7 separate regions of the Mus musculus genome follow, and all the other regions are linked to region 4. A link is a loop called in an ENCODE intact Hi-C map of the cell type or tissue named here. Cell type or tissue: left cerebral cortex. All regions are shown on one strand.

Region 1 (4,000 bases), 380 kb after region 4:
AGGATGAACTAGATTCATTCCTGTGTTTTAAAATGATTCCTCCATCTTTCTGGCCAGTGGCAAACCTTTGGTCTTCAACAGCAGAGTATAATTGTTGCGGTTTGGGTATAGATTTCTATGCTGCCTTTGCTTCATACAGCTTTGGGTCCTGGGGCTTCTTTTTTAGTCCTTGGTTCTTCATGGACCACATAAGAGTAACCATAACTCATAACGTATAGGCTCTCTGAAGAAATTAAGATTCAATTCAGAAAAAACATGAAATATGATCTTCAAAACAGAGTAAGCCCAAAAAATGTAAGGTATTACTATTAAGGTGGCAATTATCGTATTACAGCAACATAACACACAACGTGTTATACATAGTAACAGAAGTGTATAACATACACTACAGAGGCACAGTACTCACATATATGATATATACCAGGCTATGGTACATATGCATATACTTAAGTTCATGCACGCACATATGCATGCACTCACGCATAGACACACAAACACACACACACACACACACACACACACACACACACACACATGTCTGTTCCTCAGAATCTGCAAGGAAATAATTCTAGTTCATTCCCCTTAGGCCATCAAAATTTGAAGCTCTTTAAATTCTTTATTTAAATAATATGCTATTTGTATACAACCTACCCACATAGTCCAATATACTTTACTTCATCTCTGCATCATTTCTAATGCCTAATACAACACAAATGCTACGTAAAAGTTATTACCACCTAGGGAATAATCACAAAACGTGTTTTTTCATATTTAATAAACACACAGTTGTTTTACAAATACTTTTGCTCTTTAGCTGGTTGAATCTAAGGCTACAAAACTCACAGGTAAATAGGGTAGATAGTATTATGTGTATATCATGATATATGCATTATTTGTAAATAATATATTCCTAAATATAGCATATGTTATTGTCATGTATGTAATTATACTGATGTGACTATTATTATAACCCCCTTCTTTCTGTCCTTACACATACAGAAATATGGCATCAAAAGGGCTACTTGATAACTTAAATTCACCTTCATTGCTGCATTCCCAAAGTTAAAGTGATAATAATTAACTGTCAGATATTTTCCCGCTTTCAACCAGTAGCTCTAGAGAGCACACACCCTCATGCAATAAATTTGATTGGAAACTGCATCATAAAAGATGATGCAAGCCACTTTTTTCTTCCTGATAGTTGAGAGTTTCTAACTGCCTGAAAATGGGCGTCAGGTTCTGCCCTTCATTGAGTGTGTCTTCCATTCCTTTATTTCAGAATGCAGTTTAAGATGTTGATGTCTGCAACCATATAAATAAAAACCTGAGTCCCTAGCCTCACAGGTAGGTATGCCTACAAGGAAGCTTCTAGTTTGTTGCCTTTGTAGTTCTCTCCTGTTCTTGCACCCAGAAGGGTGAGTATATGTGGTTGCAAGCACGGACACCATTTTTGAAACACTTTTTTTTAAAGCAAACAAACAAAATCCACTTATTATTCACTTATGTTCGTTTGATCACTACCTTCTGGGACTTAAACCCCTTCACCTGGAGTTTAATGAACACTTCCTACAAAGGAAAGAATTAATGGCTAACCATACTACAGAGAAGTTAGCTTATTTTAAAAATGTCATCCTCTTTGTAATGCAGATCTATGTATATGGACCTCTCTGGGAAAATACAAAGATAATAAGCAAACGAAGGTCAGCATAGTGAATGGGGCGAGTTTTCTCTTCTGGGTACCAGCCAACTGAAAACACTTCCGTCTGCTTTGCAGCGCCAGAGGAAGCATTCTCATCTTCTGCACAAGAAGGACGACTAGTGGTCAAAGGGCGCGTTCTCCGTTCGAAGTTAGAGCCTGCACCCCACAGAACTGCAGTGCAGTCGGCTTTTCTGGTCCTTAGTTTCCATGTATCACTGAGGATAATGAGGCCAGGAAGAGGAGAAGGAAATTAATTACTCAAGGTTCTCTGGATATTTTGTGTCAGATCCAGGTCTTTTTCTTCGATTTAATTTTCTTTGGTTGCGAAGGTGCCGGGTAAGATAATTAGACCAAATTCCTTTGATAGAATTTAGAATTTGGGTTTTTTTGTGAAAGGACGAGTTTTAACCAGTGTGGGAAACAAAAAGAGTAAGAACTTGAGAATAGCTTGGTTAAAGAATTCTAATGAAGATTTCTCTTAGTTTCTGACAGTCTCGTGACTCTCTGAAAAGATGTATAGTCTGTGTATATTCTGTCTTGCGCATGTGCTCTGAGACATCTTCAATGGAGTCATTGTTGAGCAGGTAAGTAGAAACTTAACCAAGTTCTCAGTCCTTTACTCTACACACACAATCATCTCATGAACCTCATAGCCAAAGACCTACATACCTTGGCCATAACTGAACGCTGTCATTAATGCCTGATTCTGGAAGTAGTTGTGTACCAGCAAGCTCCTGAGTTTTTGTTAAATTTAATACTTTCTCTGAAAACTTGGAAGAGTTAATAGGCGATGTGTATATTTAGAAGGAATTGTTTAAAGTTCAGAGCTGAACCAAAGATCTCTGCGACTCAGCTAAGCATTTTCTTTTCATCTCTGAGTGATTCTTAAGTCTAACTTGAAACGACCCTGTGGGCAGAGGACTCCCACACAAGAGAAAAAAAAATCTTCCTTGAGGTGAGAATGCAAAAACAATACAGAGTGTCAAAGGAGAACTGAGAAACGTCCCCTTGAACCAACTGAACTGAGTCATTAGCCAAGAACGGTTTGTGAATGAAGGAATTCTGGTATTTCTGACCTCCCACTCAACGACATCCCAAACTTCATTCTTTTCTTGTTCACAGCTTCCAAACACTGTCTCCACAGTAACCATACTCTCAAGAAAGAACAACACGTGCAAACGTCTGAGACGATGATGTATTCACCGTTAACTTTAGTCTGGTGGGCTGCTTATTTTTGAGACGGAGTCTTGCTATGCAGCCCAACTTAGCCTCCAGCTCAAGGTATGTCGGCCACCTGAGTGCCGGGATTACATATGTGTGTTACTACAATTTTCTCTATGAATAACTTTGAAGAGTACAAAATTCCACAGGTTTCACCAAGCACAAGGAAAAGTCTCCTGGGAGAGATGACTGTAGAAGGGAACTCTCACAGTAGAAGATACTGGACTTGGTGCAACCTGTTCCATGCATGAAGCTTCTTGTATACTCATTTGAAAATATTCTTCTTCTATGAGAAGTAGCAAGCACTACCAACTCCCTGCCATATAGCAATGGTAAATGGCCTGTCCTACATGAAGTGCTGGTGGTAGCTAACTGTTAGGAGAATGGACTTAAGCACTTCTCAACATGAAGCGTATCCAGTGTGCCTTGAAGTATACTGGATGTTGGCAGCATCAGGAAAACAAGGCCTAGAGTGTGGACCTGTAGTGCTAGTTACTCCAGAGGCTGAGGCAGGAGGATTACAAGTTGAGCTTGTGAATCTGGGCTACCAGAGAGTACAAAAGTGGCCTGGGAAATTAACAGGTTCCATTTCTAAATTTTAAAATGGCTGGTTTATAATACAGTGGTAGAACACCTATACAGTACACACAAGGCCATGGTTTAATCTACAATTGAAAGGAAGAAAGGAGGGGGGAGGGGGGAAGGAAATCATTCCAATATATTCAGCAGTCGAAACTAAAGGGAGAATTTGAGTGCACTGCTTGGCACACTTAGTACCTGCTTTTCCAGCAGAATTGTTGATAACATTCTAGTTTGGATGGTAAACTATATAGTTCCCCTACTTATTAAGCAATTCGTGCATGCTAAGCATTATAGATGCAAGATATTCTCTATCATTGAAGTGTTAACTTCTGTCCCGTGAAAACAGACAAGTAAACCTTTGTGATGTGTATAATGTATACACTTTGCATGTTAGAGATTAACACGTAATGTTTTCAAACTTTACCCATGGCTTCTTAGCTGCAGACTGAGTCCGAATGCTTGTCAGAGTCCCCGGGGGTGGGCCCATGATAAGTAGTC
Region 2 (4,000 bases), 48 kb before region 4:
CAGAGGAACAAGCCTAGGTTGTAAGGCACCCAAACAAACACACAAACTAAAAAGGATGCAACCCTAAAAAGTAGTGCATGCATTACAGACCAGTAGCTCCTAACACACTGATATGGGGCAGGATGTCCATGTTGTTTTAGTGTCTCTAAGACTGTTAATGAGTAATGCACAGAAATCAGTTGAACACATTAAACTAAGTAGCCATGCATGGATGATAAACACTGCATGCTCTGGGAGGGACAGTCTGAGCAACTGCCGTCGTGTGACACCGTAGAATGCGTACATTCCACAGAATTAGTAGGAACTATCAATCATATTTGAAAGAGGACATGTGTCAAGGGGAAGGGTTACTTATTCAAAAATTTGAACACCACAAAGATGAAGAAATGACTGAGGGACTTTTGAAGGAGACTTAAGATAAGATCCGTTGATGTCCTATTGGAACTAGAACAAATTACCACTGAGCTGGTAATCAAGATCAAGGGTATTTTACAGTTCTTGAGGCCAGATGGATGAAATAAATCTTACTTAATCTCAACTCAAGGCGCTCATCAGGGGTGAGGGAGAACTTTGCTGTGGCTTTTTTGGCTCTAACAGGCCACTCGCCAGTATCCCTCTTGCTCCGGCTTCAAACTCTAAAGCTAGCAGAGGACTCTGCAAATCTTGTTCTCTATCTTAGACAGGTCTGAATCATTCTTTGAAAAGGGTGCAAGTGCAATGACTGGCCCCATTTGACAATCTAAACTAATCTCTCCACCTCAAAAAATTGTAACTGAATTACTTCTCAATCTTAACTGAAGTACTTATTCAAAATCCTCTGAGCCAGATAGATGAACTGGACCAGATATTGCTAGGGAAACAATATTTATGATATTAAAATCAAGCTATTGAAGAGATGGCTCAGCAGTTAGAAGGTACACTTCTCTTCCAGGACCCAAGTTCAGTTCTCAGCACTCATGTTTAGCGATACCTCTAGCCTTTATGAACACCTGTACCGTGTGTGCATGCACAATTTAAAAATAATAAAAATAAGTCTTTAATAAAATATTAAAATGTAAATCATGATAGTGGAATGAACCTATACCAGAAGAAAAGAAATGAAAACGCAAAAAGGATAAATTTGAAGACAGCCAAGACATTAAAGTATTGTTGCTAAATTTACTAGAGTTGAAAATATGTTACTGAAAGGTAAGGTAATAATTCCGTGTTTAAGAAAGACATACTAAAGTATTTAGAAGCAGGTGGACATAATTTATTTGGAAAAAGTGATATAGTAAAAATATCCGTGTCGATAAAATGTTTTGAGAAAGCAAATAAATGCAGGGAAGAAAAAAGCTGAGCCTGTAGATCACGTGGTAATGTTTGAGTATTCTGAAAATTATTCTGTACAACTAAGGCATTTCCAAAATACGTCAAAGAAAACTGTGACTCTAATTAAAAAGGATGAGCAATTAACTCCGGCATCTTTTGGTTTAAGGGCTGATGTACACATCCTAGGGAACACAGCTGTGCAGCCACATCCAGCACCCCCACGCCCATTCTTTCTATAGTAACTGCTGGGTGAACGAAAGACCCAGGAGTGTTCATTCACGGGTTCAGGGGAAAATCCTACCCATCTGGCTGTATTACAGTCTTATAGTTGTGAGGATTTTGAATTGGCGATTATCAGTGGATTCGAATACCAACTGGGTGACCACCACAACCTGCTATTTCTGAGAGAAACTCTGCTAGGTTATTTTCTAAGAAGGCCTGTGAGGAAAGCAGACTTTCCTTTTCAGTCTTTAGCTGCTTTTTACAATAAAAGTGAAAAATAAACTGTATCCTGCCCAGTGCCCAAGGCTGACTTTTATTGCCTTGGCCCCAGGGGTTCTTTCTGGCACCAAGTCCCACTCCGCCCTTCATTGTTTAAAGACAAAAGATTAGGCAGCTGGGACTCTGACCACCAACAAATCTCCACAGGCCACTCAACTGGGAAACGCCTCTGGTCTTGGCAGAAATGAACCCTCTAAAATGAAGGTAAAGGGTAAGACCCCAGTTTCATACTAAGCCCTCCGAAGCAGCTTCATTTTTTTCCTGCCAACTGTGGTGGCCAAGAACAATGTTTCTCAGTAGTTCTACGATAGCATGCCAAGACCAAATAATAGCAGGCTTCTCTCAATTGCAGAAACACGCACAAAATATGTGGCAAGAAGTCGGCTTTATTTTTACAAGCCTGGCTCTAGCTATCACCAGCCCATACTGAAATTTATGATTTAGCACCCGTCTATGATTAGACCAGCACGAAATCATCTATTTAGTTATTTCCCAGCTTAACACTTGCTTTGCAAAGAGCAGCAGGATTGCTTTGAGCAAGTCTGGCGATCACCAAGCTCAAGGGGGCTGCAGTCCGGAGTGGGACGGCTTTATTGCCTAGAAGCTACCTTCTAGCACTTGGCTCAGCGTGGTAATTATTCTTCATGTCCCCATTTTCAGTAACCCAGAGTGAAGAGTCAGATGTCTGGAGCAGGGTGGGATAGGAAAGGGAGGGGTGTTCTTTTTAGGTCTGTTGTATACAAACTGTAGAACCCTGGTCAAAATAAGTCTAAGCTGTAAACCTCCTTGAGTCCTTTGTAAAATATGAACAAGTGTACCTACTGTGTGTGGTTTCTTCTCACCCTTGTGTGTGTGTGTGTGTGTGTGTGTGTGTGTGTGTGTGTGTGTGTGTGTGTGTGTAGGGGGGATGGTGACATCATTTTGCAAAAAACGTGACAAAAAGGCTATGTACTTTCCTCACAATTCTTGCAAAGATGTTTATTTGTTTGTCTGTTTGTTATTTTTGCAGTGCTGGGAGGGAATCCAGAACTTTCCAAAGGCTAGGCAAGGACTCAAACATTGAGATGAGAGTTTTTTAATTTGTCAGTGCAGGAGGCTCTTTAGTGTTCTTCACTGAATGCTTGCTAAGTGATCAAATGACTGCATTGACTAGTTTTCAAGCTGCTATGACTTTACATTTCTCTTTGCAGAAAACCCCACTACCTGAAGGGACAGACAATGCCCAGGCTTGAGTATAGCTGGTCCAGCATGAAGATACATGTTCTAGGGAGTTCTAAAAAGCATTGGGCAGTTCGTGCTAAAAATGCTTATCAAGCAAAAGAAGGATAGCTGCAGACACTCTCTTGAAATGAAAACCTTATGCAGTATTTGAAAGGTATTTTAAAGAACAAAATAATATACTTTGGACTGACTGATCCACAAAACCCAGAAACAGCACGTGCATAATCAGCATGCTATGAGTATTTATTGGGCTTAGGGGAAAATGAGAGTTGCAAAAGAGAAAGAAACACAAATAGCTTTACATTTACCCCAGGATTACAACAGCTACAGTGAGTCAGCATGGAGAGCACCTGTTGAAAATATGTGACTATGTTGCAAGTTGCAACACATAGTATCAAACTGCATTAACATCACATCTTTCCAGATAGCAAAGTTTTACGTCTTAGGAGTTTATAAAAGCATGTGGAGTTACTATACCTCTTTTTGGTCTACATAACCCTAGTAGAGTTTGTCCACAGCCTAGCATTCCAAAATTTACATAGAAACAAAATTACAACCCCATACTTTTATTCAAAACCCATTGCATGGCTAATAAGCTCAGAAATAAAATAAAATATTCCATACTCTTAATGGCATAGGAATAAGAGTAACATATAAATGAAACATTGCCAAGGAGAAAATTTAGCATGATTTTACATTCAAGCCCCTTTGAGAGTTGCAGAGAGGAAAAAGAGACATCCGTTGCTAAATCTAACCAAGATGAGCCATTTTCTTTTAGCATGCAGGCATAAAACACATACTGAAATGCTCATTGATAATCTTAGCAGCAGCTTGAGGGGGAAATTAAAAAGAAAAATTATCAAGACAACGAGTTGATAATGTCTTTAATGTGGATGATCACGAGTTACCCATTAGCTACCAAAATGCAAGTCAGAAATGTGTGAAGTACATACCAAAACATCCATCC
Region 3 (4,000 bases), 160 kb after region 4:
GTGTAAAAGCCCAAGAGACAACTGCGATAAAGGACAGAGACTGATGGTGTCATGATCACTTGCATGCTTATTTTGTAAAAGAAAGTTTGTCCCAACCCACACATTTTTGATTCTGAACGGGAGGGGATGTTGTGAAGAAAGAAGGACATGAATGGCACTCAGCACCATCTATGACAAGCCAATATGCAATCAAATGCCTGTGGGATACCGTGGGAGATAGTAATTCATAAAACATTCCAGTAAAGATGACGGAGTCCTTCTCATTCCCTTCACCTAACACTAGGGCTTACTTTCAACTATCATCCTTCAGGAGTGTGGGACTACATCTAGAAGAATTTAGTCAGTGTCTGATATTCATACAGTATGATCCCTCCATTTTCTTGAATGATAAATGTTCTAGTCATTTTTATATATGGAAAAAATGCACTGTACCAGGCAGATGAGGGAGTGGAATTATGTTGCAGTGCATTCAACAAATATAGGGAAGAGGAAAGAAGACTTCTATTAGCAGTATGTTGGGGGGGGGGTGGAGATGATTTCAAGGTGTAAAAGCCCAAGAGACAACTGCGATAAAGGACAGAGACAGAGAGGGCCTCCTTAGCCTAATGCCTGTTGCTATAGCTTCATACAACACAATACATACGGGGGCGTGCGCGCACACACACACACACACACACATACACACACACACACACACACACACTCATACACAAGCACACACTATCTCTCAAAAGCCTTTCCTAGCTTTCCAGCCTGTTTTCTGCTAATGAACTGCTAACCTCCCTGTAGCAGCCTCATGCTCTCTTACTTTGAAGCCTAAAATGTCATAACATGTGTTGCTTCCTGATAACATCATTTTCATTTAACAGCTCATTTGCAGTATGTTGGTGACTTTGCTGAGATCCTGCATATCCCAGTGGTTCGTCATTCAATTACTCTATCATTGAATTCTTAGTGTATGTATCTACGTTCCTCTGGGTTATGTATACTTTGAGCATGGGGCTATCTCTCCTTGTCACTTATAGCTCTTAATTTGCTACACTGTCATATTCCATAATACCTAATCATTTAAATACTTTTTCTGTATATGTTGTGGGTGAATTAAAGCCCTAGCACCTTCATTAAAGCATTTTCAGAATACCACTTTAAATTTATTATCAATGACTTTATTTACCTACCTTCCTATACTGATTAAAAGTTACAATAATATAAAGAGGTTTTGGAATTTTAATAAATGTTCTATAAAATATATATTACCTCACTTGTTGGAAAATCTGTTTCAAGCAATATCATAGTGGGACCAAATACAGTTTATAATACTATTTATTTAAACTTTTGTTTGCTTCCAGAGAATATAATGCATTGAGGGAAACAGAAAATATTCAACTTCTAAATTTAAAGCTTACATTTCGCCAAATATTAAAGTTCCAAATAGAATTATGTTTCGTGGTGGACATGTCCTGAGCCAGTGTACAAATTCTTTCCTGTTGTTTAAGAATGTATCAGTGATGCTGCATGGCTTTATTGTGTCTTGTTTCTCTCCCAAGGCTGAATTCACTACCAGCAGCCCAGGAGGTTGCCATATAGAAAAGTGTAACTCTATAATCACATAGGAGGTGTGAAAAGAGGGTGGCTTCTAAGCTACTCAGAGACATCCTGTCTCAAAATGACTGGCTTGAGGTACAAGAGTTGAACTATGATCTGTGTAAGACATGTGAACTAGACATTTACTACAATAAAATTCCGCTGAATTTTCAAAGGTATATTCTGCATTATTAATGTAGGTGTTTCTTGCTTCATCTACATAGTAGGATACTTCAGAATATAGACCATGCTTTGGAAGGCAGCCAATGCAGAACAATTCAAGAAGTTAAGATTCAGTGTCTCCGTCACCATCCTTGTCCAGAAGAGTAGGTGTAATTTGCTGAACATCCATCTATCTTTACCCTTGGAAACGTGAGTAATGTTCTTACACTTTTAATTTGTACCTATTCTGTATGTTAAAAAGCCTATGTACATAGCTGGAAATTAAATGAGCCGACATCTAGGCTTGAGATTCAAATAGTGGCATGGGAAAATATTTTTACTGCAATAAACGCATCTCTGATGTCTTTAGGGGAAATTGAATAGTATTTTATTGACCAAGATCAAACAATCTGTAATTACCACCCAGAGGCACAAGGGAAAATTGCAGCAAGTAGAGGCAGCATTGGGTTGCATCACATCAGCAGACACCATTTTGGTCTATGCCCGGGCATTTCCATCAGGAGCTTATGTAAGTTCCTCAAGGAGATGCCCGGGCATAGACCAAAACCGTGTTTGCCAGGAAGTCCATTCTATTAGGGGTTGCGTATCCAGGTTTTAGTTGCCTTATCTGTCATCTGGAGGGTGGTGTTCTGTGGCTTTTAAGGTGTTCAACAAGCTCCAGATAACGAGAAAGCAGAAGTCTTTCTGGTTTCTTCAAATGAAGTACTCTTTTTTTATTTCTAACCCTTTATAAACATACAATCTGTCAATCTGTCACATATATTACAGATATCTAATACATGGGTTGCCTTTGATTTTTTGATTGCTTTGTGAAACTAGTCATTGAACAGAAGGCACACATGCTTGACCACTGAGCCATGAGCTGTTATTTTTATTTTTGGTACACACACACACACACACAAACGTATCACTCATACATATGTGTGTGTGTGTATGCATGCATGTATTTAATACGTATTTAATTCTTTTACATGGAACCCAGCAACATGTCTTTGTTCCCTCCTAGATAACATGTATCAGTTTTTCTTGAGACAGATCAACTTTCCATTAGGACCTGACCAAAGATATACTTCTTGTGATTTCCTACTTTAGACCCTAACACTTCAAAATTACGACTACATTCAGTTTTGGGTGTTAGATTATCTCGGCTGATAAAATGAGCCAATTCAAGCAAAATTAAAGTATAAAAGTAGGTTTATTGGGGGCATCCTTTGGGCAGGACCACTGGTCCCAAGGAATGAAGCTAGGGAACTCACTATGTAGAGAGAGATGTAAGAGGGGGAAGAGAAAAGGAGAAAGAGGGAAGGATTAAGGGAAGGAGGTAGAGAGGGGGAGATAAGGGAGAGAGAGAGAGAGAGAGAGAGAGAGAGAGAGAGAGAGAGAGAGAGAGAGAGAGAGAGAGAGAGAGAGAGAAGGAAAGAGAGAGAAGAACCAAAATGCCTGGATTCTATAGAAAAGAACCTCTGGGTGAGCAAAAGCCCAGCCCCTGGGCTGGGAGTTCAGCATAGAGGGCAGGGTATGCCAGCCATGCCCTGTAACAGGTAGAAACTGAGGGATGCTGGGAGAACCTGGAGACCAGATCTGCTTTTATGTTAAATATGCACCTCAGCCACTTGTCCTAGGCCTAACCCAACATCCCAGCTTTTTGTTGATAAACATGAAAAAAAAAAAAGGGCAATGTAATCTTCTATGACTACTTCCAGCTGACACAGAGGCATCATTATTGGGGGTCCAAAGGCTGGATTGTTGGCTAGGTCCTGGAAACCAGGCTGCCGTCCAAAGTCTGTAGGACCATCTGGGGCTAGGGACATGAAGGGCCAGTTGAAGCAAACTGGACCAGAGCTGCAGTGAGTAGCCACTTCAGAGCTGTCCTGGATGCAGAATTTGAGGAAACACCTGAACTTGGCAGGATGCTGTAACAAACAGAAAATAAAGTTAAGCAGTTTGGGGGAAAATGTTTTCTGAGTGTAGATGTCAAACTTTTAGGCATGTGGTCTTAGAAGTTGGGGTGGGTGAAGCACCAAAACCAGGGAACAGAAGCAGGGATCCCACCCTTAAGGATAGGCAGGTGAGGACACAGATTGTACTTTCCTGGGCCACCCCCTTGTTCATGATGCCCACGTAGTCGTCTGTGACCTTTCAGTGTGTAGACTCTAGTACTCTAAGCTTGTCCCATGCCTGTTGTTGACATTCAAGCCATTCATAACTCAGTCATAGCTGATTGCTCCTTAGA
Region 4 (4,000 bases):
TACTTCCAACTTGAAATAGAACTGCAGAGAGCCTCCCATTCTCGGGTCCCGCACACCAGCCTAGTTTCTGCACAACTCCTAGTTTGGCCCTGTGTTAAGGAAAACTGCTAATCAGACATTCAGCTTGTAATGAAGGCCAGGCACTGAATTAAAGGATCCAGATTTAGAAGAGCTTGCTCTCTGCTTTGCTCCTTAGAGGTCATTTTCCTCTGGCTTTTAAGCTGGTGGAAAGGCAGTTCCCTTCTGGGGAATGTATTTCACACTGTAATACCAGTGAGCTACTGTGCAGGGGCAGAGCTGTTTATTCCCAGGAGTCCTTTCAGCCACCATCTGAGAGACATCTTTATAACTATTTCACAAACATCATACAGATAACAGAACGGAAATACGGAGCTACCGTTTGCCTAAGGTCGTTTGTGTCACAAGTGGTAAAACAGGCATCAGCTTAAGTCTTCACTAGAGTCCTCCCACTGAGCATATTTTAGTGCTCCACCAACAGGGAGAGGTAGGATAAGAAACATGAAAGAAACGTCCAAAGCTGAAAGACTAGCTATTTTGGCAGCGATTTGATTTCTAATGTTACTTAAGGCAGCGGTAAGATTTCGATCAATCAGTCACCTGTCATTAAAGAACAAACGTGCGCTCACAATTCGCTATCTTCCCATCAAACAGTTAGACATAAATAAAATTTAGCAATTTTAATTGGTTTGGCACTGACTTTCAGATTTCCATATGGTTATTTTCCCTGTTTTATGTGAAACGTAATCGACTTAGCACTTGAGTCTGAAAGTCTTGGCAGAACGTATCAATTAAAAGCCACATAAATTAGAACCATTGGAAACACGCACTGCAAACTGAGTGACTGCAGGGACAAGATGTTCAAATGCTCTTTTCACAAATATGTTAATTTTTCTATAGAGTAACCACAGTTGTCACCCACGTGACAAATACTTCATCGACAAAAAAAAAAAAAAAAAAAAAAAAAAAAAAGGATTTTTTTTTTCTAGTATAGTAAAAGCTAAAATTCTATTTGCTTCTTTTCTGGGAGCTTCAGTGTTCCTGAAATAGACCTTTTCTGCATTGTTTTCAAGACAGATCTTTCCTGTCTCCTTATTTCTGAGACTGACGGCACTCACCACAACTCTGGAAACCTGTGGGGAAACTAAAAAAATGTAAGCACAGCAGTCATGATCATGAGCACATACTGCTGACTGCACTTTTACGTAAATGGCCACCGGCACTACAGGATGGCCTCTCAATTGTAATGTAACGATTAGAATCCTAATAAGTAGCTGCTAGCTGTTTCTAAGCCAGAGTCACAGTTTTTTTTAGATACCATAAATTCCTACAATTTGGAAACACACACACACAGACACAAAGAGAAATCTCAAAAATACAAAACGCATTCGGCATCACAAACTTAAGACATACATTGTTGCCCCCCCCCCCCCCCCCCCCCGTTGCTCCTTGGGACTTGTGTGCTTATTTCCCAAATACTGAAGTCCATCCCTGGTGCTAAAGTAAATCAAAGAGTCATCCATCAAGCCCCAAGTGGCTGCTGATGGAATTTTCACACTTACTTAGCTTGACTGAAGGCTCAAAATGTCCCGGTGTCCCCATTATTCTTTCAAAGCTATCAAATTTAAATTAAAATCCCTTAAAATATTAACATTTCATTATTTTGTATTTACTGGGTAATGAAAAGCATATTGAACGGGGGTGGGGGTTATAAGGGAAGTTGGTATTGATCCCATATTTACAGTAGACTATTTTGTAACAATAGATTCTCCTCTCAGGCAGAGATAACATCAGATTTTAAAAGCAAAGAAGTCTGGATCTTGCTTGTGTCCAGTTCCCTTACACTATTCTCTCTCTACACATTCAGAGTGGCCCAGAAATTTTCTTTGCATCTCTTGGATTAGGAGATTTGACCATAGGAAAGAGAATGTAACCCCCTCCCTCACTGCAATGGGTTATTTTATTGATTTTTTTGAGCTCTTTCCAGTGTCTTCTTTTTCAGGGACAAGAATGTGAATTTCTAGAAGTAGCCTTAAAGGAAACCTTGAAGGTCATTAGATTCCACACAATGAATGCCTCCATTCAATAAGAGCACTGCCCTCTTTTTGCCTACAAACCCTTTATCAGCAGCATGCCCCCCCCCAAAGGGCCTGCACTTTAACTTGGTCCAAACAGGTCACATTTCTAAAATACTTAACTGTCTCAAATATCTCTGGTCGGCAGCACTGAGTCACTACTGCTGCCACCTCCACAGTGTTTCGGGCTAGATCGACCTCTTTCTAGTTTTCAATGGAATTATTCCATGTAATCCTATTTACACAGCCATTTAATCAAAGCGGGAAAAGAGATTACAGGGCTCGCGCTCGTTTTGCAAAGAGGGCGCAGGGATCATCAATCCTACTGACTCTCAACTGCTCTCTGCTTTGGCGTGTTGGACATTAACCTTGTCCGTCTCCTGTTTTCTTGTTTAAATAAGAAGACTTGGTTGGACTCTCTTCCTGTACCAGAGGCTGCTGCACTCAGAGCCGCCACCATTATTCATGTGAGCGGATGCTACTTTTAAAAAAAGGAATAGGTACCCCACCCTTGTTTATTATTCCACCAAGCAGAAGGCATGTACACACCAAGCAATCACGGCGAAACTTTTCTTTGTTGCAGAAACCCTTAACATCCTCATTTCAAGAGCAGGGATTTGAGGTGTGATGCTTTGGGGTAAAACTAACCTGCACGCAGGGCCAGATACCTGCCTTCCCTTTCTCCTGAGCCTGACTCAGGGCAGCTGCTCTAAGCAGAACACCTCCAGGATGCCAGGCCATGCTCCCTCCCCCTATCTGTTTCCAAGCCAGGAAAAGGTGCTTTATTCTTGCTGTTTCCTCATGGGTCGGTATCCCAGCCTAGATAGCTATTTAAAATAAGACGTCCTATGAGTAATTTAATAAATTACCTCCAACACACTGATGCCTTCATCAATGCTGAAAATGAGCACAAAACCTCCCATCCCATCCCCTTCCATACATTTCAGAAATTTACATCACCTATAGAATGGAGGGAGCAGGGCACCTGAAAGAACAGCTTTACCCAACCTGCTGCAGACAGAACACTTCAGAAAGGAAGAACCATGAAGAGGTAGCAACCGCGAGGGTAGAGGGTAGAAAGAACTATAGAGGAGAAAGAATTACTACAGTGGCTCTTTCCACACATACACCCTCCCCCGTCAACGAAGAAAAGACATAATTGTACCCCCGGGCTATGTTTTATGCATAAAGCGCAATTTAGAGACCCTGGGCATTATCTCAATAACTATCTTTAGGAGGTGCACATTAAAAAAAAAAGGAGAAGTAGGAAGAAGAAGAGGGAGGAGGAGGAGGAGGAGGAGGAGTAGAAGAAGAAGAAGAAGAAGAAGAAGAAGAAGAAGAAGAAGAAGAAGAAGAAGAAGAAGAAGAAGAAGAAGAAGAAGAAGAAGAAGAAGAAGAAGAAGAAAAGAACTTTTGCTGTTCTGTAATGGGAGAGGTTGTCTTGTCATGCAGTGTGGAAGTACTACTACTCCATCTAGAGCTTTCTGGAGGGCCCACCCAGAGCTGTGAACCCGGCCGACACCGCAGGCTGCCAAGTTTTCCCCGCCTGCCGGGCAGGTTCTGCACCCCGCCTGGCGCTGCCGCCTAGGAGCTCTGGGTTGGCTTCGCTCCAGCGGCTGAGCCCGCGTCCGCACCGCGTCCCGCGCCCACCTGGGGACTGCACAGATAAATCTGCCTGCGAGAGCGAGCGAGGGTGGCGCGTGGGAAGCTGTTTCATAATCTCCCCGAATCCACGGGGAAAGACCTCCGGTCCAAAAAAATTAAAAAATTAAATAAGAAACCCAAGCCTTCCCGGTGATAACTCCAACACCCAGGCGGAGGAAGCGTAGCCTGCATCGGCGGTTTGCCACTGACAGCTTCAAACTTCGCAGCTGCGGCTGCAAACTTGCCACAGGCTCACTCTCAGC
Region 5 (4,000 bases), 460 kb before region 4:
TATTCCCCTGGCTATAAGACCGGATGATTCCCTGAGGTATTTATCTGCACTGCCTGTCAGGTCACTTTGGAGTGAAACGCTTTGAAACGTAATGTGTGCTGCTCCACAGTCCGAATCTCAGCCATCATCCATGCGTGAGAAGCGTGCCGTAAATGTCCCCATACACCTAGTCTGGAGGCTTTCCAGGCCTCAGTCCTTCTGGTGACGAGTGAACACAGTGTGTCATTTGTGTAACTCTTTGATCATTATCTTAATAAAGTGATGACTAGCCAGAAGATGGGAGGTACTTTAATAATCCATGGTTGTTTGTTTTTCCTTTCAGGAGAGAAGCCACAAGTCATACAGGCCCTTAACGGTGTTGACATTTCGCTTAAATTATCTCCTCAGTGAGCTGAAACCCATGTCTTACCACCTCCTGAACACAGTGTTCCACGCTGTCGTCAGCGTGATCTTCCTTAAGGTCTGCAGACTCTTTCTGGATAAGAGGAGCAGCATGATTGCGGCTCTGCTCTTCGCAGTGCACCCAATCCATACCGAGGCAGTAAGTACGGCTGCACAAGCACTTTTTACATCTTAAGCAGTAAATATTCCTAGTTTAGTACAGTCTTATTCTCCCATGCACAAAGTCCAGCTTACCTAGCATATAAAAATTTTAAATTTAAATTAATGTTTGAAATATAGTGTTGTTCAAGAGTGTATGTGTAGGTAGTGATTATCACAAGCATGCACAGCTGAGCTTGTGTCCCTAACACCCGTGTGAACAGCCAGGTGTGGGAGCAGGCGCATGCAGTCTACAGTGTGAGGGAGAGTCACGGGGATCCCTGGCCTGATCTAGACGATGCCTAAGTTTGGGGTTTATGGAGAGGACTTTTCTCCAAAAAGCAATGTAAATGGACTGGAAAGATGGTCCAGTGTTTAAGAGCAGTTGTTGCTTTTGCAGAAGACCCAGGTTTAGTTCTTAGCCACATGGTAGCTTAAACATTCAGAAATTCCAGTTCCAGAAGATGTAGTACCCTCCTTCAGCCTCTTCAATCACTAGGCATGCACACTTAATACATGTGAGCGCTTGTATATATAAAATAAAAATAAATCTTTAAGAAAGAAGGAAAGTAGAGAGCAATGGAAGGAAACTTCCAACCAACCACACACACACACACTCACACACACACACACACACACACACACTCTCTTGCACACACATATGCTGACAAGCATACACAGGGAGAAATCATATATAGATTGCATGTATGTACACACATTTGTTTGTATATATAGGTAGATATATTATTTTTATGTTACTAATGAAAAATACAAATGAATGTAGTTGTTCCTATGATATGTACAAACTAATTTTTCTTGGATACATTGACACGCTAAAGATGCCTCTCCAGGGAAGAACTAAGAACACTTCTTTCATTGCTTTCTTGTGAGCTCTTCTTCCTAAGCAGAACAATGTTTGAGTTTGCAGGTGATTTTACCTCTCTGCCGGTGCTGGGACTATGTGGTGTCCAGCCGAGCTTTGCCATTCATATCTAAAAGAGATAAACTGCTTTAACTTGGACATTGCATTCCATTGCTTTTAAAGGCAAGCTTTTGGAATTCTGTGTCCTTTTAATTAAAAGCTTTTGAAATTTCTTCTTTGGTTTGCAGATTAGCAAATTTATTGCTTCAAGTTTCAAAAAAAAAAAAAACCACTCATTTTAAGAAAATAATGCAGGGATACTTAAATTTTTAAAGAACATACTGTGTTTTAACTACATAAGATTTTATGATAATATGAAAGATATTAAAGAATACACAAAACCTAATTTTTTGCAAAGTTAAAATAAATGATACCTAAGCCCACCACATGAGGGCGCTCATATCCTTTAAAAAAAAAAAAAAACTACAGCAAACACCAGAAATCTATCCTTTAGAAATATAGGTTTTAGATTTAGATTTATGCACAAGCATACACCATTTATTCGTAAATCAGTAAGATAACATTTGTCTTACTATTTCAGATAATTATAGTGAGCTGTTTCCAAGGAAAGGATGCGTTTTTAGTGGAGGTCAGCTGTGGCCTCCTCATCTGTCTTTCAGTTTCCAACTTTTTTCTGCTTTGGAAACAATTTATTTGCATTTTCTTTTTTCTTAAAAATTTTAAGGTAAAAATTATTGATTTTACTTTATTAACACAAAGGAAGCGTATGTTTTTGGTCCAAGATTGCAATGGTTAAATATTTTATTTCATTTTATTTCATTTTATTTTATTGGATTTTTAAAATTTTTTTTTTAATTTATTATTATATGTAAATACACTGTAGCTGTCTTCAGACACACCAGAAAAGGACGTCAGATCTAATTATGGATGGTTGTGAGCCATCATGTGGTTGCTGGGATTTGAACTCAGGACTTTCGGAAGAGCAGTCACTGCTCTTCAGTGCCGAGCCATCTTTCTAACCCACAGCTATTTTCTTTATTTACATTTCAATGTTATCCCCTTTCCCGGTTTCTCCTCTGGAAACCCCCTATCCCCTCCCTCCTTCCCCCACTTCTGTGAAGGTACTCCCCTCCTGTTATTATACTTAGTAGGTTTTCAAGACACTGCATTAAAATGAATGTCCTGTGTTTCTCTTTCCAGGTCACAGGTGTTGTAGGAAGAGCGGAACTCTTATCATCTGTCTTTTTCCTAGCTGCCTTTCTCTCGTATACTAAGTCAAAAGGACCAGATAATTCCATAGGTACATATCTACCACCGTCTCTTATTATAGTTATGGAACTTGATCAAATAACTCTATTTATTTTAAGTGCTTCTTAATTAAGATAACATTTGGAGTTTGCCTTTATTGTTCTGCCGTATGTAATTGACGTGTAACATTGCCAGTAGTCTTAAAAATTTCATGTAATTTATATCTTTGTCATTACCCAGCACGTTGTGTTCTCTGTAGTCACATTTAAATGATCAAATAACCCTAAAATGTCAGTTTCAGAGTAACTCTGAGTTTTATGCTATCACCTATAAACCAAAAATGCAAGTACGGACTCTTCTATTGTGTGCGCGCACGCGCGTGTGTGTGTGTTTGTGTGTGTGTGTGTGTGTGTGTGTGTGTGTGTGTGTGTTGGAGTGTAGGTCCACTCTTTAGACTATCAGAGAACAACCTCCAGTAGGGTTCCTCACTGTGTGTGTGTGTGTGTGTGTGTGTGTGTGTGTGTGTGTGTGTGTGTGTGTGTGTTGGAGTGTAGGTCCACACTTTAGGCTATCAGAGAACAACCTCCAGAAGGGTTCCTCACTTTCCACCCTGAGAATTACACTTCTATTGCATGCGTGTGTGGGTGTGTGTGTGTGTGTGTTGCAGTGTAGGTCCGCACTTAAAACTATCAGAGAACAAACAACCTCTGGTAGTGTTCCTCACTTTCCATCCTGAGAATTGCTCACTGCTATGTGCTAGGCCACAAGCTCCCGAGAAATCTGTAGTCTTTTTCCATTTTGGCATAGTAGCAAAGGCATCACAGCATGGTTGTCTTTGATAAATAATAGCTAGCAGCTCATGGTTCTATTTAAGTAAACTTTTAAGCCTGCTAGGGTTTCACTTTTATTATTTGTCATCACAGGTAGATATTTATGAGCTCCTGCCGTATAGTTTCCTCTAAAATATATTTTATATATTGCTGCACTGTTTTTTTTCCCTAAGAGTGTGGGCATAGTGGTCAGAAAAAAAGGCTTTCTATATAGTCTTAACCTATATTTGGTCAATATTAAGCTCCCAGGTTTATCCCCTTTTTCTTTTGGTGGTAGCATCTCAACGTTGAGTACCGAGGCATTGTGAAGGTGCAGGTATCTCTAGTTGAACTTACTGGGAACTAGAGATGTAGCTTAGTAGACAGCATTCTTATTTACTGGTCCCTGGGTTCAGTGCCCTGCACTGCCTAGAACTAAATGTGGGGACACACACCTGCAGTCCCAGCACTTGGGGGACGAGGGGCAGAAGTTTAAGGTTATCCTCAGTAAAAATGGTGG
Region 6 (4,000 bases), 180 kb after region 4:
TTTTTGTTACTCTGGAAAGGGCCAAATTACAGGAATGAGATGAAAATGATCTCCCTGCATGCACCGGCTACACTCCTTTGGTTTTGTGCAGAGGCCCCCAAATCCAACCACAGGATGTCAGTGAACTGAGTATCTAAATGTGCTTGTAAGAGCTAGGGCTTAGGCCACCTGAAAGTATCTGGTGTCTCTTTTATTTTTTGGCGAGTTTGCAGATTTCCTTACAAATAGCACTACTTTTAAGTGCTTATGCTATACAATCAGTTCATGTGAGGACATACATTCCTTCCTCAATGCTTTACACCTTTTAGAGATTTTAAAGGCCAGATACGCTTACACTCTCCACAGTACCGATGGTATTAAATGGTCTGAGATTGACTCATATTTATATAAGTCCTCGTATTATAACTTAAATGCTGCAACCAATCTTCTGATCCCTGACACTTCCTAAGTTACAACAAATGGCCTGCTATACTATTTGGGACATCAGGAATCTAGAATCACCTGACAAGTTGGAATATATACTTCATTTTGCTGTTTTCCTGGGAGGGTTAGCTCAGCTCTGCCAATTAGCTGGCAATATCTAGCTCCCTCCTTTCTTTTTATTTCCTTCTTCACCTCAAACATGGCTGTCCTATTAGTCAGCAGTCAGTAATTTTTGCTTTAAAACAATAGTTCCCAGCTTTTTCCTTCTCAACAAAATGTTATATATGAAGATGTATACAAAAGTCTTCACTAAAATAGGTTTTTTGTTTGTTTGTTTGTTTTGTTTTGTTTTGTTTTGTTTTGTTTTGAGGTTTATGGGAGAAAGCAGCCCTAAGTAAGTTCTAATTGAGGAATTAAGATTCTTGGAAAGGGTAGAAAATGAAGGAGGGAAGAGACGGAAGAAATAAGGAAAGGGAGAAGGGAGCAAAGATGTTAACGAAAGGAAGGACCTGGAGTCCGTATCCAGCTACATCTCCAGGGCAGATTGTCACTGCCATACGTTTTGTGAGGTCCTCTCTGATAGCCAAGAAGAGGCAGATAACTTGGCCAAGCTCTTTCCCCATCTGAAAAAGCTGCCCTTATACGACAGAGTGTTAAGTGCTGGAGCAAAAACTTGAAACAGAAAATCACAGCAACCTTAATTTAGAAAATTAAAATCATTCCCAGAATCCAAGGCATTTGAGACCACTACTAATGCGTTTCCTGCCTAAAAAACACCCTAAAGCAAACAGACTAATGAAAGCGATAATACTTTTAATAGTTATAATTACAATGACCCTAAAATGTAGAGCTTACTTACTCTCCACCAGTTACTGCAGTAGGAATTTTTTAACATATATTCTCTTCTATTCTAACCCTAACAGAGCCCAATGCATTACTTTCACTTATAGTATGTCATTGAGTAGTAGTGCACACCTTTAATGGCAGCATACAAGAGGCAAGGGCAGGTGCATTTCTGTGAGTTCGAGGCCAGCCTGATCTACAGAATGAGTTCCAGGACAGCCAGGGCTACAGAGAGAATCTCCGTCTGGAAAAAACAAACAAACAAAATACAGTAAAGAAACTAAAGCATGAAATAAGGAAGTTATTAGTTAATGGTCTTAGTTTCTTCTCCTATTGCTGGGAACATCTTATGTCCTCAGAAAATTTTTCATTCTGGGTAAAGAAAGGTAGCTGGTGAAGCCCTGTAGACTGTGAACATAGTTTTACTGGTACCCCTGGCATCATTCCAATATCAGTTCCAAATGGCTGTTATCAAGCATAGAATTAGGATATCTCTTAAGAGGCACAGCAAAGGTCCTTATTACTGTCAATCACAAACATTCATGCCTAGAGGAAACTCATTATAACTGAGTTTAAGAAATTCATACCCCAAAGAACAAAATATACCACAGTTAGCATTTAACACTTCATGACTGTCCTCCTCTGTAGAAAAGCCAGCCCCAGTTTTCCCAGGCAGATGGGCCTTTTTTTGTGAAAGACTGAGACTGCATCGTGTACCAGCTGAGAGCCAACTAAGGCATCTGCCCTGAGACCCCGAGTGGCCTTGTTTTTGTCCCTGGTTAGTCTGTGGGAGCAGCAACTCCACTTGAGTTTCTTGTTGTTTCACAGGCACTGATACAACACAGACTTCTTTCTAGTCCTTCCAAAAGCCGCTCTTGGCAACAGACACTGGTATACACAAAGACATCTACATCTGGTAAGGCTTGGCAGGAAGTGGAAGGGATACATCCATCAACATCAATGACCGCTCTCAGTAAATGAAGTTCTATGGAAGAAAACTAAAGCACTATATGAAAAATCCATAGTGTGTTAAAAGCTCAGCTGACCTGTCCAATGGATTCACACACTCCTGAGTGTCTGCGACATGCGAGGCACTTCTCTTTACAAGCTTGAAAGGGTAGAAATCAATAAAGACAAAAGTATTAAAAGCGCTATGTCCTAAGTGCCTTGAGACACAGATTGACTCTGATAGTGAAGGTTTTGAGTAGGAGCGAGCATGCTAACACATCTAGGAAGTAAAGAACTTCAAGGCAAAGGAAATAGTGTGTTCAAGGCTGAGGCAACAAGCTGGGTTTGGTGTTCTGAGAGAATCTCAACTCTGCGACTCAGATCCAGTGTTAAAGTAGCGGTAAATCCCCCTGAGGGTAACCTTTTGGTCACAGGAATGGAATCTCTGACCTGGTCTCACTCTTTTAATATTCCATTTGAGTCGGGTCAATCACTTAGCTACGATTTACCTTAAGCTATGATAAAGGCATAATTAACCCCTTAAATTCCTGTCCACAGTATAGTCTCTACGAGCTGAGCAGTCATGAGAATCATCTGGGTCTGTTCACCTTTCGCAGTCCTGACTCACACAGCGAAGTTTCCTCTCCACTCCTTTTTCTCTGTTTCTTGAAGATGCTGGCAAACATCTATGTATGCTTTATCTGAAATTTTGGGCTACCTTACTCCTCCTCTAACCTACTCTTGCCTTGAGGCTGTGCTTCCCTGTGGACCTCTCTCCCAGAAACTCAAATGTCATGACATTTCCCTTCCTCTTCTCTATTCTCCTCCTGGGTAGTTGCTTAGATTTACAGTTTGCTTGCCCTGGGGAGTTGTTCTTTTAAGCTCTTATAAAATTTCCCCCACACTTCTATCTTTATCCACCCTTAAATTATCTTATTAGTGAGTTAATGAGACTAAGAGCCCTAATAGGCAACCCCAATTTTTTGGTATCATGTGGCAAATAAGAAGAAACACCCCAAAATTCCAAAAAAAAAACATTAGCAGGAGTGAAATGACCTGCAGATAAAATTGAAACAGCTAGTAGCTTTTGAAATGCCTTTTGGTATCAGCTTTTCAAGGCTGTGTTCAAGAATGCACAGAACATGTAGCTGTGACTTCAAGAACAATGATGTTTATTAAAGATGGTTTTCATTGAGTATTCACTGTGTTCTGGATAGTGTGTCATAAGCCTTTACTTGGATTGTCTCTGGACAGCATGAGTAACCTATTACCATGGTGGGGAGAATGTGTTTTCTAAAACATAATCAACAATATGTTACCGAGAAGAGGGGCGTTGGAGACCTCTTTAAAAACTGCCATAAATATAGCTGATTCTAGTATTTATTTCTATATTCAATGTGACATGTTGGTAGTGGCAAAGTTTATCACCTTGTCTTATACCAAGTTATATGTGTGGGTGCAGAAATAAGATAACAAATAAATAAATGTGACTGGTACTTTTGTTCATTGAGCACGTGGTTTCTAAGGGATGCAATGCAGTAACCATGGTTATACCAGCATCTCCTGACTGATGCTCAAACAGCAAGTGTTCATGAAAAGCAGTGGGTACAGCGAGAGCTGCTGGCCATGGACAATGCTCTAGTATGGTGAACCGAGAGCTGCCTGGCTTGGAGATGTTACCACAACAGGACCATAAGCAAAAAGGAGAAGTATGTCTTCACATCTTTATTTTAAAATGTTCATTTTTAAAAATAAAACTCATTAATAGCAAACTCATACTAAATCA
Region 7 (4,000 bases), 430 kb before region 4:
CATGTACTTTAAATAATCAGCTCAAAGTTACTATCAGAGCAGTGAAAGGAAGTTATAACCCAGTGGCTGCCCCTCTGCTGCTTTGCTGTATTAATTGGCTGTTGCAGTGGTGCAAGGAAAAGGTCATTGGATATACGGTACCACAGATCCATGTATGTATTATGTATAACAACTTTACTAAACAAGTAAGGTTTTAATATGACTGTAAGATAAAACAAGCTGCCCTACTATTATGCAGCCAAGAAATGAATAATTTTCTTGACCACACTAGAGTTAACAAAGTGTATGGTCGGATTGAAATGGATTGTTATCTTGTATTGTACGAACCGTTGACCTCTAAAACGTCTGGTTTATCTGACTTAATACAAAGATAAGTGTAAACAAAAAGCCAGAAATAATTCATAGTTGGCGTGAGTGAAATCACTGTATGTCTTTCAGTGTCAAAAGTTGTATTAGCATTTTCAGATACTTGTAGTGCTTGCTTTTGTGTGTGTGCGTGCAGGTGATTTGATATGCTCTCTATGTAAATAAGCTGGCCTTTAACTCACGGGATTTCACTTGCCTCTATCATGCACACATTAAAGACATGTGCCACCATTCATGCCCTGCTTGCTTTTTACATTTTTATGATTTAATTTGTTATATTAGCAAAACTTTCAGCAAAATCTTAGGTTCTGTGTCACTTGAAATAAGTCACTAGGAAAACTTTGCATTTTTTGTTTGTTTGTTTTGCTATTGTACTGTCAAATACACAAACATGTTTTTTCTCTTAAAACAGATTATCCCTGGTAAAAAATATGCAGCCAGAATTGCCCCTAATCACCTAAACGTTTATATCAATCTGGCCAACCTTATTCGAGCAAATGAGTCCCGCCTGGAGGAAGCGGACCAGCTGTACCGACAGGCCATCAGCATGAGGCCAGACTTCAAACAGGCTTACATTAGCAGGTACCATCTCAGAGTTACCACTGTAAAATTGAAGCTATAGCTGCATGAATGTTTCAACTAAATTACCACGGTGTTCTTTTAGTGTTCTTTCTTGACAGCTATGTGCATCAAGGGTGTGCCTTGTAGTAGACAGATAGTCACACTTAGGCAAGTTGAAACTAACAGGGGAATCATTACAGTAGCTGACATAGGTTCTGTTTGAAAGAGTTCTAGAAGCAGCCCCATATAAACATTATCATATTCATGCTTCAGGGACAGTGCATGTTAAACTTTCTTTTACATATTGAGCATGAACCTTAAAATGTATAACATTGTTTCTCTGAGTAAAGTATATTCTGAATTCAGCTTTTTGAGATTAAAATCTATTCCTAATGCGGATATTGTCTTTGTTTCCTCGTCCAGTAGTCAATAGGTTGTACATTATTTCATGAAGACTTTGGTAGTCTCTGCATTAAAACAGTAACCTTGGTCTCATGTCTAGAAGTTGCTGTATTTTTCTTGGTAAAAATAACTTCAGTAGTTTTAAGCAAATTTACTTAATTTTTTAAGTTCTCAAACTCAAAGTGGAACCATATGGAAAGATAGGTAAAAGTTTTTAAGCTGCATGGTTCTAGTGTGTTCCTGAAAGCCACCTGTAGGTGGTACAAGTGCTCTCCTAACCAACCATTTGGAAATTCAGTTCATTCATTCATTCATTCATCTGTCTATCTGTTTATCTGTCTGTCTGTTTTTGAATAGCCATTATATGAGAATGTTTTGAGGGAGATAAGTTAATATATGTGCAGATTTCACATTTCTAATTAGTACAGTGAGACACATCAGATTTAAAGATGAGAAAGTCTCAGTAACAACAGCAGTTTTTTCAAGTGTTCCCCTGTTATGATCTGACTTACTGATCTGCACTGTAATTAGCTGCTACGCCTCCGAGCAGTCTAGTTGGCTTTTTTAAAGATTCATCCAGAGCAGCTTCCCTCTGTCGCCCTTTCTGATTGCTTCTCACACTTACTGTCCAGTCAGGCATGCACTTTCCTTTTATAGTATCTGAAAGCACATGCAGCTAGATTTGCTGGAGTTCAGACTTGAGGCTGCTTTCAGAAAGTGATTTTTTTAAAAGTCTGTTTCTGTCTAAAGAGGTATTTATGGTGTGACATAGTAAGATAGTCCTCCTTGTCTGTTTGTTTCCCACAGGGGAGAGTTGCTTTTAAAAATGAATAAGCCTCTCAAAGCAAAGGAAGCATATCTTAAAGCACTAGAGCTGGACAGAAATAATGCAGATCTCTGGTACAACTTGGCAATTGTTTATATTGAACTTAAAGAACCAAATGAAGCTCTGAAGAACTTTAATCGAGCTTTGGAACTGAACCCTAAACATAAGCTAGCACTGTTCAATTCTGCTATTTTAATGCAGGAATCAGGTAAGTTTCCTGAAAATGTCTCTATTTAATCAATTAAAATACTGTAAATCCCATAATAAATATTTTGTGGCCAGGCTGTTTATTGCAAAATAATATACATAATACAACGTATGAATATTTAAAATACTTGACATAAAGTCCTTTCAAGTGACATGAAGAGGCATATGTGGGAGGGTTACTTGCATGATTTTATAGAGTATAGTGAAAGTAACGTTTCAGAAACCATCAGCCAGCACCTCTAATACCAGCATGTAATATCATTTTATTCATTTAAACATAGTAAAACTACTTGTATAGTAAATATGAAGTCTAAATACTGTAGAAATTTTTGGAAAATACTATAACTGTGTTAAGTATCCCAGAGCACTATCGTTTTTCAATCTCATGTTAGTTTACTGTGACTTAAAAGGAAAATACTTTTGCATATCTTTATTTAGTTTGTTTTTCAATTATTGTTGTAATTTCTAGTACTGTTTATAATTTAGTAAACTAACATTAATCCCAATAGTGTCTTTAAACCATATTTTATGTGGGAATATTTTCCTTCACAAGACAGCAAAAATTATTTATATTAATTTTTATGTTGTAAATATCTTCTTTATTAGGTGTTGAATATATTTCATTAAACTTTTCAGAATTGAAAGCTAGTATTTTGTATTCTAAAATAAAAATTGCTCATTATCCAGCATATATACATAAATACATACATACACACACACATGTCCTATAACTATTAGAAAATTCAGAAAATTAATCCAGAGAAATTAAAGAACTTGTTTGGTTTATAAATTCAAAATACTAACATAACTGTTCTTGTATATACATCTTTGGAAATCCTTTGCCATACACATATCTACTCTTCTCTAATGCCCTATTAGATTCCAAACTAAAAGATTTTCTTCTCTTGGTATCTGGAGTACTGATCAAAGGTTTCAGTCACATTGTCTTTCCTACTTTCTTTTTTACTTTATTATTCATACATAAGATAAATTGCTTTATTGCTGTATTTTGTAACCTAACAAAATACATGAATGGTTCATTCATTGATAATTTATTTCCTTTAAATAAAATTACTTTTAGGTGAAGTTAAACTCAGACCTGAAGCTAGAAAACGGCTTCTAAATTATGTAAATGAAGAGCCACAGGATGCTAATGGCTATTTCAATTTGGGGATGCTCGCCATGGATGACAAAAAGGATTCAGAAGCTGAGTCTTGGATGAAGAAAGCTATCAAATTACAACCTGACTTCAGAAGCGCTTTGTTTAACCTGGCACTCCTGTATTCGCAGACTGCTAAGGAGTTAAAGGCATTGCCAATTTTAGAAGAGCTGCTTAAATACTATCCTGACCATACCAAGGGTCTCATTTTAAAAGGAGACATTCTGATGAACCAAAAGAAGGATATACCTGGAGCTAAAAAGTGTTTTGAAAAGATCCTGGAAATGGATCCAAGCAATGTGCAGGGGAAGCACAACCTGTGTGTTGTGTACTTTGAAGAGAAGGAGTTACTAAAAGCTGAGAGGTGTCTTGTGGAAACATTGGCATTAGCACCTCATGAGGAGTATATTCAACGCCATTTGAGTATAGTCAGGGATAGAATCTCCTCTTCTGGTATTGTGGAGCAGCCACTGGCCCCA

Evidence for each region. Peaks named below come from ENCODE experiments on the same cell type or tissue, not always from the same donor. Only the 100,000 strongest peaks of a DNase experiment are listed, where the experiment ranks them.
Region 1: a loop joins it to region 4, with 5 times the contacts of the local background. A loop is called at or near these places in 14 of 42 quality-filtered maps.
Region 2: a loop joins it to region 4, with 2.6 times the contacts of the local background. A loop is called at or near these places in 9 of 42 quality-filtered maps.
Region 3: it touches region 4 in a loop (2.0-fold over the local background); 7 of 42 quality-filtered maps call a loop at or near these places.
Region 5: a loop joins it to region 4, with 6 times the contacts of the local background. A loop is called at or near these places in 4 of 42 quality-filtered maps.
Region 6: it touches region 4 in a loop (1.9-fold over the local background); 8 of 42 quality-filtered maps call a loop at or near these places.
Region 7: a loop joins it to region 4, with 2.3 times the contacts of the local background. A loop is called at or near these places in 3 of 42 quality-filtered maps.

Annotation. Positions count from the first base shown.
Region 1 is chr10:99,639,798-99,643,797 of GRCm38, reverse strand. The region is part of intron 1 of Gm20110 (predicted gene, 20110); the gene reads right to left. It also overlaps the pseudogene Gm18409. Among named protein-coding and RNA genes, the nearest start is that of Gm35101, 19 kb to the left of the region's middle. In left cerebral cortex, a CTCF peak has its summit at 1,816; DNase peaks (open chromatin) are centred at 1,814 and 2,853; H3K4me3 peaks cover 203 bases.
Region 2 is chr10:100,064,133-100,068,132 of GRCm38, reverse strand. Kitl (kit ligand) reads right to left here. Exons shown (of 10, transcript NM_013598.3): 3 at 3,987-4,000. Among named protein-coding and RNA genes, the nearest start is that of Kitl, 50 kb to the right of the region's middle. In left cerebral cortex, no CTCF peak of the experiment used is centred here; DNase peaks (open chromatin) are centred at 1,540 and 1,960; H3K27ac peaks cover 467 bases.
Region 3 is chr10:99,852,762-99,856,761 of GRCm38, reverse strand. No RefSeq gene overlaps it. Among named protein-coding and RNA genes, the nearest start is that of Gm35437, 48 kb to the left of the region's middle. In left cerebral cortex, no CTCF peak of the experiment used is centred here; a DNase peak (open chromatin) is centred at 1,931.
Region 4 is chr10:100,016,246-100,020,245 of GRCm38, reverse strand. All of the region lies in intron 1 of Kitl (kit ligand), which reads right to left. Among named protein-coding and RNA genes, the nearest start is that of Kitl, 2.4 kb to the right of the region's middle. In left cerebral cortex, CTCF peaks have their summits at 1,588 and 3,638; DNase peaks (open chromatin) are centred at 2,522, 2,788, 3,166, 3,821 and 5 more places; H3K4me3 peaks cover 3,384 bases; H3K27ac peaks cover 2,871 bases.
Region 5 is chr10:100,473,098-100,477,097 of GRCm38, reverse strand. It overlaps Tmtc3 (transmembrane and tetratricopeptide repeat containing 3), which reads left to right. Exons shown (of 14, transcript NM_001110013.1): 3 at 323-541; 4 at 2,624-2,723. Among named protein-coding and RNA genes, the nearest start is that of Tmtc3, 12 kb to the left of the region's middle. In left cerebral cortex, a CTCF peak has its summit at 1,837 (motif pointing right); no DNase peak of the experiment used is centred here.
Region 6 is chr10:99,833,164-99,837,163 of GRCm38, reverse strand. No RefSeq gene overlaps it. Among named protein-coding and RNA genes, the nearest start is that of Gm35437, 68 kb to the left of the region's middle. In left cerebral cortex, no CTCF peak of the experiment used is centred here; a DNase peak (open chromatin) is centred at 2,034.
Region 7 is chr10:100,447,187-100,451,186 of GRCm38, reverse strand. Tmtc3 (transmembrane and tetratricopeptide repeat containing 3) reads left to right here. Exons shown (of 14, transcript NM_001110013.1): 12 at 779-948; 13 at 2,137-2,363; 14 at 3,444-4,000. Among named protein-coding and RNA genes, the nearest start is that of Tmtc3, 38 kb to the left of the region's middle. In left cerebral cortex, a CTCF peak has its summit at 1,577; DNase peaks (open chromatin) are centred at 1,607 and 1,971.